2 separate regions of the Homo sapiens genome follow, and region 2 is linked to region 1. Evidence: read pairs that join two places in POLR2A ChIA-PET (ENCODE). Cell type or tissue: OCI-LY7. All regions are shown on one strand. Each heading gives the region's core, and the rest is flanking DNA. Links, peaks and the distances in the headings are about the cores only. Region 1 overlaps TSHZ2 (teashirt zinc finger homeobox 2). Region 2 overlaps LOC105372668 (a long non-coding RNA gene).

Region 1 (2,921 bases), core at 275-2,774:
TTTCCTGAGGACGTTGTGTTTGAGGTAGGAGCTGAATGATGAGCAGGTGAAGAGGAGAGGGAAGTCCATCATCCCAGAAGGGAGGGTCCACATATGAAAAGGCCCAGTGGTAGGAGGGCACATAGTAGGCCCTAGGAAATTCAAAGCAAGATGCCTGTATGTCTGAAGAACAGAATGCAGGAGGGGCACATGGGAGAGAGGAGATTGGGGAGGCAGGTATCTCTGACCATACTGGGCTAAGAATTTCATGTTAAAGAGTTATTCTCCATCCTAAGAAAATGGAAAACATTGAAAGGGCTAAAGGGGGTGGTAGTTTTTTATGGGATGATCTTTCACCTTCATGGGTTCAGGAGTCCACATCAAATCCCTTATGGCTATGCCGAGTCTAATCCCTAGTCGTGCAAAGTATCTCTTCTCTGTGTTCCATAATCATCTGTTGTTCAGTTCAGGCATTTACAGTATTGCTGGAGCCAAGTAAAGCATGCACAAGTGCAGTAATAAGACAGACATTTTCAGGGCCGGGGGCAGTGGCTCATGCCTGTAATTCCAGCACTTTGGGAGGCTGAGGTAGACAGATCACTTGAGACCAGGAGTTCAAGACCAGCCTGACCAACATGACAAAACCCTGTCCCTACTAAAAATACAAAAATTAACTTGGCATGGTGGTGCACACCTAAGGCATGAGAATCTCTTAAACCCGGGAGGTGGAGGTTGCAGTGAGCTGAGATTGTGCCACTGCACTGCAGCCTGGGTGACAGGGCAAGACTCTGTCTCCAAAAAAAAAAAAAAAAAAGACATTTCAGTTTGCCCTTTCTAGATGAACCATGTGGCAAACTACACCTCTGGAAACATTTTTCTTTTGCTCACCATAGGCCCATCTTCTTTGAATGTACATCTTCATCTATATATTCCCTACTCTTAATCTATTTCTTTATAAGGTGCTAATAGGCCAGGTGAAAATTTCCACTAATCTATTAATAAAAGCAGACCAGTGATAGGCTTTAAGAATAAAGTCATGATAAAGTTAGCAAATACAGAGGGGAAAGAAACAGCAAAATGTTTGGGGTTTTTTGTTTGTTTGTTTTCGAGAACATTGCTACTTGGTTCCATTAGACTCCTTTGATTGTACATGACAGAAACCAACTCTGGTTATTTTCAGCAAAAAAAAAAAAAAAAAAAAAAATAGGAGGTAATGCAAGGCTATCTGATGGAGTGGTATTTGACTTGAGAGCTCATTATTGAGGAAAAACCCAGCCAAATGAATGTCTGCGGAATGAGTGTTCTAGGCAGTGCAAAGATCCTGAGGTGAGAGCAAAAGAGGTGTGCCACAGGGTTGGAGGAAAGACCCATGGGTGGGAGGAGGGTGAACATGACGGGGAGCACTCAGACTGATGAGACAGGGCTTTGTAGCTCATGGTAAGGAGTTTTAATTTCATTCTCTGTGATAGAAAGCCTTACATGTGTAGTAGTCCGTTTTCACAGTTCTATAAAAATACTACCTGAGACTGGGTAATTTATAAAGGAAAGAGATGTAATTGACTCACAGTTCTGCATGGCTGGGTAGGCCTCAGGAAACTTACAGTCATGGCAGAAGGCAAAGGAGAATCAAGTAACTTCTTCATAAGGCAGCAGGAAAAGAGAGTACAAGCGAAAGAGGAACTGCCAAACACTTATAAACCCATCAGATGTTGTGAGAACTCAACTCACTATCATGAGAACAGCATGAAGGAATCCGCCCGCATGATACCATCACCTCCCACCAGGTACCTGCCTCAACACGTGGAGATTATAATTCCAGGTGATATTTGGGTGGGGCCACAGAACCAAACCATATCATAGGGTTTTAAGTAAATGAGTGATATTATTTGAGTTAGAGTAGAGAAATATCACACTTCTATAAACAATTACTATATCTCAGGCACTGTATATCCACCTTAGGTCCTTTTCCTTTAATCTTCACCAATGAATGGGTACAATTATTATCACTTCTCAGATTAGTAAAGTGAGGCTTAGGGAGGAAAAGCAACTTGTTTGGAGTCACATAGTGACTATATGGCAAATCTGAACCTCAACCCTTGTCATCTGCCTCCAGTTCCTGGCTCAAAATACTCATTAAAGGCTCATTTTTATTGCCATTGTTTATGATGTTTATTTTTCTAACCCTTCCAAGAGTGTTTTGTGGATTGCATTATTCTTTTCTTCTCAATTTTATAAATAAAAGAGACTCGCCTCAAAATCACAACTGAAGGAAAAAAATAACAAACTTGTAGTTTCCTCTAAAGAACTTCACGGACACCCAGCTCAGAAGAATTTGGCCCGGCCAGGGATGGGGCGGGGAGGGAAGGACTGGCTGCCGCAATGTTTTGGGTTCGGCCATCCCATTTGTGAGAATTAGGAATGTTCTTTGGACAAAAGATCAAACACAAGCTTACTCCTTTCTATGCTGAGACGTTGCCCACTCGCTTCCTCTTTTGTATCTTTCCTGGTAACTCGACTTCAGTTTCTCTGATGGTAAAGAGATGAGATCAGCCACTAGGGGATCGGTCGATGGGATCAGGTTTCAGTCATCAAAAAATTACGTCAAGTGCTAAGCATGAGTTACCTTCCACTGCCAGTGTCAGCCCAGGACGTGACTGCAGGGCCATCAATCCTGCCTTCCTTGTCCTTGTAGATGTTAAAATACAGGGTACTCTGGGAATTCATTAGTGGGGGTGTTGCATGGGAAAGGAGGGGCTATGCTCCAGGAAAAGTGGGTATAGAGGCAGAGATGTAGCTTTCTAATGCTGTTACCTTGCACATTCTAACTATTAACTGCAGAGACATCTGCTGATTGTTTTCTTTACAAAGCGGGGGAGGGGGAGAAAATAAGAAAGTTAATTTCAGAGTTGGAAGCAGGTTTAAAATGACCTTCGTCAGTTATA
Region 2 (2,921 bases), core at 322-2,821, 270 kb before region 1:
TACAGAAGCAAACCAAAAGAGCTCCCAGGAGGCCAGGCTGAAACAATGTGAGCAACTAAGTTAGGTGGTATTAGATTATAGACAAAGTCTAAAATCAATATCTATGATACATACTGATATAAATAAATGACTGAACAAATAAATAAATGGGGCACAAAAGACAATCTTCTGTGCAGAAGAATTCCAAATAGTTATATAGATATTTTGCTTTCACTTAGGTGGAGCATAACTGCCCCTCCATAAGCATGAGTTGTGCATAGTGACTTCCCTCCAAAAACCACAGTATAAAGGAAGGGTAGGGGGTTAGAATGGTAACTTAACAGTGAAGAAACCTGACAAAACACAACTTCAGCCAGGTGCTCAAGGTCAGTATCACAGTGATAAATCATGCTGATGGCATGTGCCTTTGATATGATGTGATGAAAATGACACTTTACCTCTGTGGTCTTTTTCCCCAAACCCATAACTTCAGTCTAATCACAAAAAACATCAGTCAAACCCAATTCAGGGATATTTTATGAAATACCTGACCATTACCGCTGACAACTCTCAAGGCAACCAAAAACAAGAAAAATCTGAGAAACAGTCACAGCCAGGAGGAGCCTATGGAGACATGATGACTCAGTGTAATGTGGGAACCAGGATGGGAGCCTGGAACAGAAAAAAAATCAGGTAAAAACTAAGAACATTTGAATAAACTATAAACTTGAATGCACAGTGATGCATCAATGTTGATTCATCAAAGGTAACAAATACAACATTCTACCGTCATGTACGATGTTAACAAATGGGGAAACTGGGTGAGGGGTACATGGGAATTCTCTGTACTATCTCTGCAACTATTTAATAAAGCTAAAATTACCCTAAAATAAAAGTTAAAAAAAAACAGTTACTGTCTATGATCTTATAAACTTGTATTTTAGTGGGAGAAATTGACAATAACCAAAAGATAGTGACAAATACTCTGAGGGCGGGGAGGAAAGGGAAGGGACTGGAGTGTCCCGGGGGTGATAGGCATGCTGCTTTATATAGGGAGCTGGGGAAGACCTCACCAAGATGCTGAAGAAGTAATATGAAAAAAGGCAGAGGGAAACTATGCCCATATCTGTTCTCCCTAGACATGGGGAGAAGGAGATGCAAAGTCCCTGGGATGGAGCATCCTCATCTGAGAAATAGCAAGGAGGCCCCTGTGGCTGGAGAAGAAAGGTGAATAAACAGACAGTGAAAAGCAGAAATACAGAAAGGGGAAGGAAGGAGAGCAGACGACGCAGACCTTCTGGCATCTTAGCATATTTAGGCTCTCACTCTGAAGGATATTGGAAGCCATTAGACGGTTTTGAAAGCCAGCTGGGCACGGTGGCTCCTGCCTGTAATACCAGCAATTTTGGGATGCCGAGGAGGGTGGATCACCTCAGGTCAGGAGTTCGAGACCAGCCTGGCCAACATGGTGAAACCCCATCTGTACTAAAAATACAAAAATCAGCTTGGCATGGTGGTGGGTGCCTGTAATCTCAGCTACTCAGGAGGCTGAGGCAGGAGAATAGCTTGAACCCAGGAGGTGGAAGTTGTAGTGTGCCGAGATCACGCCATTGTACTCCAGCCTGGGCAACAAGAGTGAAACTCTGTCTCAAAAAAATAAAAAATAAAAAGAAAGCCAAGGCATGACATGATCTGACTAATATTTTTACAACAACATTCCAGATTCCAGGGGGCAGTGAAACTGGTTAGCCGACTATTTATTGATGCAATCCAGCTGAGAGATAACTGTGACTCTGACCGAATCATAGTTGTGATGCAGTGAGAACTGGCCAGGTTCTGTAGCCAATGGGATTTAAGGATAACTTGGAAGTGGAGAGTCACAGAAGGGCAGGTGCCAAAGATGCCTGCAAAGCTGCAGGTCTGAGCAGCAGCAGCATGGGGGTATCATTTACTGAGATGAAAAAAGACTCATCCCTAGAGGTGAAGAGCACATATTTTGGAGAAAGAGTTTGGTTTTAGACAAGTTTAGTCTAAATGCCTAAATGTTAGATGCCTTAATCTGGGTGAAGATGTCAAGGGAGTTCAATTTGACTCAAGGGATGACAGTTTCAGCATCAGCAGAATGTAGATGATATTTTAAGTCTCGAGCCTGGATGAGGTCACACAAGGAGGATGTATGAAGAGAGAAGAGACCATAAGTGTGCCTATATGCCAGGCATGATTCTAGGTTTTGGAGATTCAGCACAAGCAAAGCAAGTACCTCATACCATAGAGTGGATCATGTGGCTTTGTGATACTGTCATAGCATGATGGACTCATGGGTTGAGGCCTATCTCCAACTGATTTAATCACATTCTCTCATAGAAAATTCATATTGAAGCCTGAGCAGTATATAACTCCAGGAAGGGGGCAGCCATGTGCTTAAGAAAAGAGAAAATGCTATTCTCTGGAGGAAGAAAAATGAATAAAAGATACATCTAAGAAAACAAGAGAATAATGTCACTTGACACAAGACAGCACCTGACCAAACATACCAAGTTCATGCAGGACATGATCTGAGAGGTGAATGGCTTTGCTCCATGTGCGTGGCACGCCATGGAGTTAGCCCAGGTCTCCAAGGACAAATGGGCCCTCAAGTTCATCAAGAAAAGGGTGAGGATGCACATCTCCACAAAGAGGAAGTGGGAGGAGCTGAGCATGACTGCCAGGAGGAAAGCAGCTGCCAAGGAGGACTGAGCCCCCTGCCCTGCCGTCTGCCCAAAATAAAAGCTTCACAGAAAAAGAAAAATGCATTTCTGATCCCTTCTGAGGTTTGATTACACATGTCATGTATAGGTTCCAAGAAATTCCCCTATATCTTTATAATAAATTGTCCACATTGGTGAACTAACTTAAAGGAGTTCTTGAAGTTCCAACATTTACAAGCGATGAAAACATCCACA

The links. Peaks named below come from ENCODE experiments on the same cell type or tissue, not always from the same donor. Only the 100,000 strongest peaks of a DNase experiment are listed, where the experiment ranks them.
Region 2: POLR2A ChIA-PET joins it to region 1 with 5 read pairs; 2 of 35 experiments call an interaction of 5 or more read pairs at or near these places.

Annotation. Positions count from the first base shown.
Region 1 is chr20:53,159,971-53,162,891 of GRCh38, forward strand. The region is part of intron 1 of TSHZ2 (teashirt zinc finger homeobox 2); the gene reads left to right. Among named protein-coding and RNA genes, the nearest start is that of TSHZ2, 190 kb to the left of the region's middle. In OCI-LY7, for the core only: a CTCF peak has its summit at 2,555; a DNase peak (open chromatin) is centred at 1,651; H3K27ac peaks cover 776 bases.
Region 2 is chr20:52,887,672-52,890,592 of GRCh38, forward strand. All of the region lies in intron 1 of LOC105372668 (a long non-coding RNA gene), which reads right to left. It also overlaps the pseudogene RPL36P1. Among named protein-coding and RNA genes, the nearest start is that of TSHZ2, 83 kb to the right of the region's middle. In OCI-LY7, for the core only: no CTCF peak of the experiment used is centred there; no DNase peak of the experiment used is centred there.